Regions from separate parts of the Mus musculus genome. Here region 1 is linked to region 2. A link is a contact called in ENCODE Hi-C or POLR2A ChIA-PET data. All regions are on one chromosome and are shown on one strand. Each heading gives the region's core, a stretch centred on a gene start or an enhancer-like site at or near the end of the contact. The rest is flanking DNA. Distances are from core to core; before and after follow the strand shown. Region 1 holds the start of Mdn1 (midasin AAA ATPase 1). Region 2 holds the start of Casp8ap2 (caspase 8 associated protein 2).

Region 1 (2,700 bases), core at 8-2,507, 42 kb after region 2:
ACCAGACTGGTCTTGAACTCAGAAATCTGCCTGCCTCTGCCTTCCAAGTGCTGGGATTAAAGGCATACACCACTGGCCGGCTAGTCCTTTTCTTGTACTTTATTCTGTATCCATATCCTCTGCATCTGATTGGATCCCTGGATTTTATTTCATTTTTGGTGTGACACTTTCCACAATATACCAATCTGCTGCTGCTCTGGGGGTTGAATGCCTTTCTGGGTGTTCATTGTTAGTGCCTCCACAGCTGGAAGAAGCTTCCTTTCTCTGCACTTAGAGTAAACTTTTATCCAAGTTCTTTGGGTGGGTTTCAGAGATTGAAATCAGTTTGCCAGACTTAGGGGAAAGCATCTTTTAACTGCTGAGTCATCTAGTCAGTTCTCACCACCAAAAAGCAAAGCAGCCAGGTGTTAAAGTCACGCCTTCAATCCCAGCCCTGGGGAGGCAGAGGCAGGCGGATCTCTGAGGTCAGAGGCCTGCCCTGTCTACAGAGCAAGTTCCAGGACAGCCAGGGTTACAAAGAAATCCTATCTCAAAAAAACAAAACAAAACAAAAACTGGTGTGTGTGTTGTGTGCCACATGTATGTATGTATGTATGCCACAGAGGCCAGAAGAGGGCGTTTTATCTCATAGAGATGGAGTTACAAATGGTTGTAAGCTGCACTATGCTGGTAATGGGCTTCTTTATTGTCAATCCCTCTCAATATATTTTGTTTGACATCATTATAGGTTTAACTTGTTCGTGACCTTCATCTTAACAATTCTAACTTTGTGCACTCCGCAGCCTTTCTGGAATCATTATTACTACGGGGAGTATGCGCGAAGTGTGTGAAGGCCCACACGTGCCATGGTGTAAAATAGAGGTCACAAATCAAACTCTGGGCATCAGGCTTGCATTACAAGAGCTTTTAGCCGACTAAGGCATCTCACTAACTCCTACTCTTTTTTTAATTAAGCAATTATTTCCAGGATTTGTAAGAATACTTCAGGGCCATTTTTCTCAAAAGGTCACTCTTTTTATGGGCAACAATCTTGGACAGCGAATCCGCTTATCTTTCACACAGGACCTGTGTTGATACAGAGTAAGTCACTGTGCGCTTAGGTCGCACGCGCCGGCAGCTCCTCGTTTGGCGACGCGAATTTCACTCTCAGAAGGATCAGTCAACCGGCTAACCTCAAAAGCTACTTCCGCTTCCCTTCCTACTAGCAGTGGCGCGGCAGTGACGCATTTCCGCCCACGGGGGCGTGGCAGTAGTCGCGCCGCCGCGGGTTGATGACGCAACGTGAATTCCTTCACCACGTGTGTGTCTGCTTGCCGGCTTTCGGGGGTCTTCTTGCCGTCGTGGGTTTTCGGCCGTCACCCCGCGGCCCCGTGGCCGCGGCCGGAGACTATGGAGCACCTCTCTGTGGAGCTGGTATCCGGGCCGCTGCGGCTAATCGCCGCCAAGAACGAGAAGAGCAGCGGCGAGCTGAACAGGTTCCTGGCCAAGTCGGTGAGCGTGGGCGAAGGGAGGCGGGCCCGGGTCGCGGAGCGCCGAGTCCCGGGAAAGGGCCTTTGTTTTTCGGGGTCAGCTTCCATTTCCTCGCCCCCTGCCCGGCGCTCAGGCCCTGGTGGAGTTCATGCCCTTCAGGAATCGGCGCGGTTGGTTTTTCTGCGAGGCTGCTTCTGTCCGCCTCCCCACCCCCCAGACACGTGCTTTTCCTTCCCTTTCCCCACCCCTCGGATGCTTTTAAGGATGCTTTTCTTTACTTTGACCCTTTGGCCCACTGACGAACATCCATAGTATTTTTTCTGGGCGTCTCAATACACCACTGAGGAGACGCAAAAATCTTGTCTCTACACCCGGGGAGTTCGCGTCTTCTTCGGTGACCGTTCATAACAAACAGCTGAAGGTTTTAACAAGACAGTTAAATTGGGAGATGAAAGACTTTTTAAATTTTATTTTTTTTATTTTTATTTTTTTTACCAAATGAGTCATGTGTTTTCAAGAGCTTTGCCGTATTGGCTTTTGCCTGAGTTGAGCATCCTTACTAGACAAGTTTTCACTTTGCGTTTTAATTTCTTTCTAAGTTTCCTTACCTGCTCTGTCTGTAAGCTTGAGTCAAGAGAGACGTGATTTTAATTTTGTAAAACTCTCAGCCAAGAGTGCATAAAGTACATACACACTCCATTGTTTTAGCAGTCAACAGCAGTGTAGCCCATCCAGTGGTTCGCAACCTGTGGGTCGCCTAAGACCAGCATATTTACATTACGATTCATAACAGTAGCAAAATTACAGTTATGAGTTAGCAACGAAAATAATTTTATGATTTGGGGTTACCACAAAATGAGGAACTGTATTGAAGGATTGTAGCATTAGGAAGGTTGAAAGTCACTGTTGTAGATGAATGAACCTGAGCCATTTGCAGCATTGTAGAATTCGCCAGAGAAAATTCTGAGAGTTTTTCCCGAGGTGTTGAACCTACTTTCTGTCACTGAATTACACCCTTAGCCAAAAGGCATCTTGTTTGTTTTTTCCTTTTGAGATAACATCTCTATTATGTAGCTCTGTATGTCTCCGAGTTCACTGTGTAGACCAGGTTGGCCTCTACATAGACTGCTAGGATTCAAGGCAGGTGTCAAGACCAGCTTGGCTCAAAAGGCTTTTCTGATACTAAATTGAATGTGAAAAACCAAACCTAGTGGGATACATCTCCTGGAT
Region 2 (2,700 bases), core at 103-2,602:
TGCATTATTCAAGACTCATCAGAGAAACTTCTTACAGTAGGAAGCAACTAACAATGGGCAGAGAGTGAATCTTTGGAGCACTTAGCCCTAAATGGGACGCCTTCATCAAACCCTTTGCCTCAAGGATCAGGGACCCATTACCCAAAAGGAGGCAGAGAGACTCTCAACAGCCAGAGGTGGCGGATGACTCCAAGAACTGTGTCATCCAAGGAACAGACACAACAGGACTAATAAATATATGAATGCAGAGGCCGATAACCCTCATAAGACCCGTTGGGGTTCAAGCCTGAGGAGGTATTTGCAGTTGAATTCAACCTGCAGAGAAAGGAGACAGCAGTTTTCTTTAGTAGAGTGGCACTGGTCTATCAGCCAGACTTTGGGGAAGGGACAATACCCAGGAGTAGTTGACCAATATAAATTGAATTCCATGTTTTTGTGTCTGAGCTTTTTGTTTCGTTTTGTATTGTCTTGGCTTTGTTTGTTTTTTCTTACTGGTTTCTTTTTTGTTTCTTTTTCCTTTTTTCTTTCTTTTTTTGAGAAAGAGAACATGAAGTTCGGTGGGTAAGGAGGTGGGATCAGAGATGCGTTCGGGTAGGGGAAAAACGATAAAAATAATTTATTGTATATATATATGTATATATATATATATATATATATATTTTTTTTTTTTTTGGTTTGGTTTTTCGTGACAGGGTTTCTCTGTGTAGCACTGGCTGTCCTGGAACTCACTCTGTAGACCAGGCTGGCCTCGAACTCTGAAATCCACCTGCCTCTGCCTCCCAAGTGCTGGGATTAAAGGCGTGCGCCACCACGCCCGGCTTTACATAAAAAAGTTTAATACGGAAAAACAAAAACAAAAACCTTCTTCTATCCCGCTGAATTAGTAATTCTACGCTACGTTCACCATCCAGGATGGCATCTTAAAGGTCAGATCTTAGCGCTGTCTAGCGCGCAGCTGACACAATTTATACACTAAAGACCTCAAGCCTTCTCCACTTGCTCTCAGCCAAAACAGCTAGGAGCCTCCACCTTTACTTTCCCTTTCATTAGCGTCTCCCAGACCCGCCCCACTTCCGCTCTGGTGACGTCTTTTCCGCGGAGAAACCCCGCCCCGTTGTCACTGAGGTCACGGCCCGCCCACTTCCCTTCGGAGCCACAGAAGAGTAAGTACCAGAGTTTGGCGCCAACTGGAATCTTTTTTTCCGCCTTCAATGGCGGGAACTGGCTGTGTGCGCCGAGACGTGCTTTGCGTCTTATCTAATTGGTTGTCGGCGCTCGGTCCCGCCCTGGCGTCCTTACCGTGAGCTGCGATTGGTGGAGACGGCGGAGCGCCTGGCGTCCGGACAGCGGCCGCTGTGCGGGGCTGGCCGGCCGGGTAAGTTCCTGAGGGCCTGTCGCGGGGCTGCTGGGGAGAGGCAGCGGGGTGCCGCCTGGGATGGCTTACGCTCTGGGCGAAGGGTTGTGCCTGGCTGGGCCTCGAGGAGCCAGCTGCCGTCCTCGGGGAGCGCCCCTCGGAGCGTCTCGGGGGGCGCTGGGGCGAGCACCCGGAACATCGCCGGGTCTACAGCGCGCCCCTCCCCTCCCCCACCCGTGTCTCCCAAGTCCCTACTGCCGAGCTCTCGGTGAGTGTGGAGAAGGGGCTGTCCCGAGGGTCGGGCGATCAGTGACAGGGGCAGTTTCCCAAGCTGAAAGCTTGAGAGAAGAAGTTGTTTATGTGCTCTCCGCAGCGCCTCGAACCATCCCTGACATGGGAATGTAGAATTCTCAGGAAGCATTAGTGCTTCAAGGATCCTCTTGGCGGTCTTTTCTCGCCACACCAACACCAAACTTCTCGCTGAAGGCCTTTCTCCTATGAGCTTCAACCCCGCCTTGGAAGGGACTAGGCCACTAGGCAAGACTTCTTGGCTCTGTTACCATACCCCAAATTATTTTTTTTCCATAGTATTTCCTGCCATCTTACGGGATATGTCCAGAGATTTATGTTTTAAGGGGTGTTTTTGATTTTTGACATCTGACTGGAATTTATCCCAGCTCTCCACTTTCTAGCTGTTGGCTGCAGCAGATTTTCTAATTGGCTCTGTTAGGTTCCTCATCTATTTAGACGGGATAAGGAATAATATAGACTTGATAGGAGCTTCAGGATAATTTAAAGGAGTACTTAGCGCACTTATATCAATACTTGACTTGTGTAATGTATGCTGCTTTTCATGCCTGTCTCATCCTCAGAACCTAGAGTGAGATTTGCCTCTTAGCTTTTGCCTGGTTGTTTTCCTTCTACAAATGTATGCTTTTGTGTATTGAAAAATTTGAACTTCATACTGCTTTCAGAAAAGATTAGATGACCCCTTTCTCTATGCATTTGCTTATGAATCTGTTGAAGCTGTTTATCCTTCCAGATAATGGTTATCAACCTGTAAAATTTTTAAAGAACATTTTGGTGCTAGGGACTGGCCTTTTCAAAGCTGTGAGGACTGCACACTACTGAGCAACCTTCCTAGCCCAGCAGCTGTTATTAATCAATCATTAGCTTCTTGGTTTTTAAAACTTGGCCTCTGCATGTTTCAAAGGTGTACCACTCCTCTCAGTAGTAACTCAGATGGGAGATGAGAAGAAGTATAGAAAGATCTCTCTCACTCCTCTACCTTTCATATTCTCTCTCTCTCTTTCTTCTCCTATCTTCCCACCCTGGGAGACTCACTG

What was found. Hi-C counts contacts between places; a loop is a spot of excess contacts on that map. ChIA-PET counts read pairs that join two places held with the same protein, here RNA polymerase II (POLR2A).
Region 1: a loop to region 2 is called in a map of left cerebral cortex, with 6 times the contacts of the local background. The contact joins the promoter of Mdn1 here to the promoter of Casp8ap2 in region 2. A Hi-C loop is called at or near these places in 8 of 37 maps with a recorded cell type or tissue (T-helper 2 cell, adrenal gland, gastrocnemius and 2 more). POLR2A ChIA-PET finds 5 or more read pairs at or near these places in 4 of 5 experiments (Patski and embryonic stem cell).

What each region holds. Positions count from the first base shown.
Region 1 is chr4:32,655,862-32,658,561 of GRCm38, forward strand. Mdn1 (midasin AAA ATPase 1) reads left to right here and starts at 1,258. Exons shown (of 102, transcript NM_001081392.1): 1 at 1,258-1,491. The coding sequence starts at 1,390.
Region 2 is chr4:32,614,118-32,616,817 of GRCm38, forward strand. It overlaps Casp8ap2 (caspase 8 associated protein 2), which reads left to right and starts at 1,353. Exons shown (of 11, transcript NM_001122978.2): 1 at 1,353-1,375.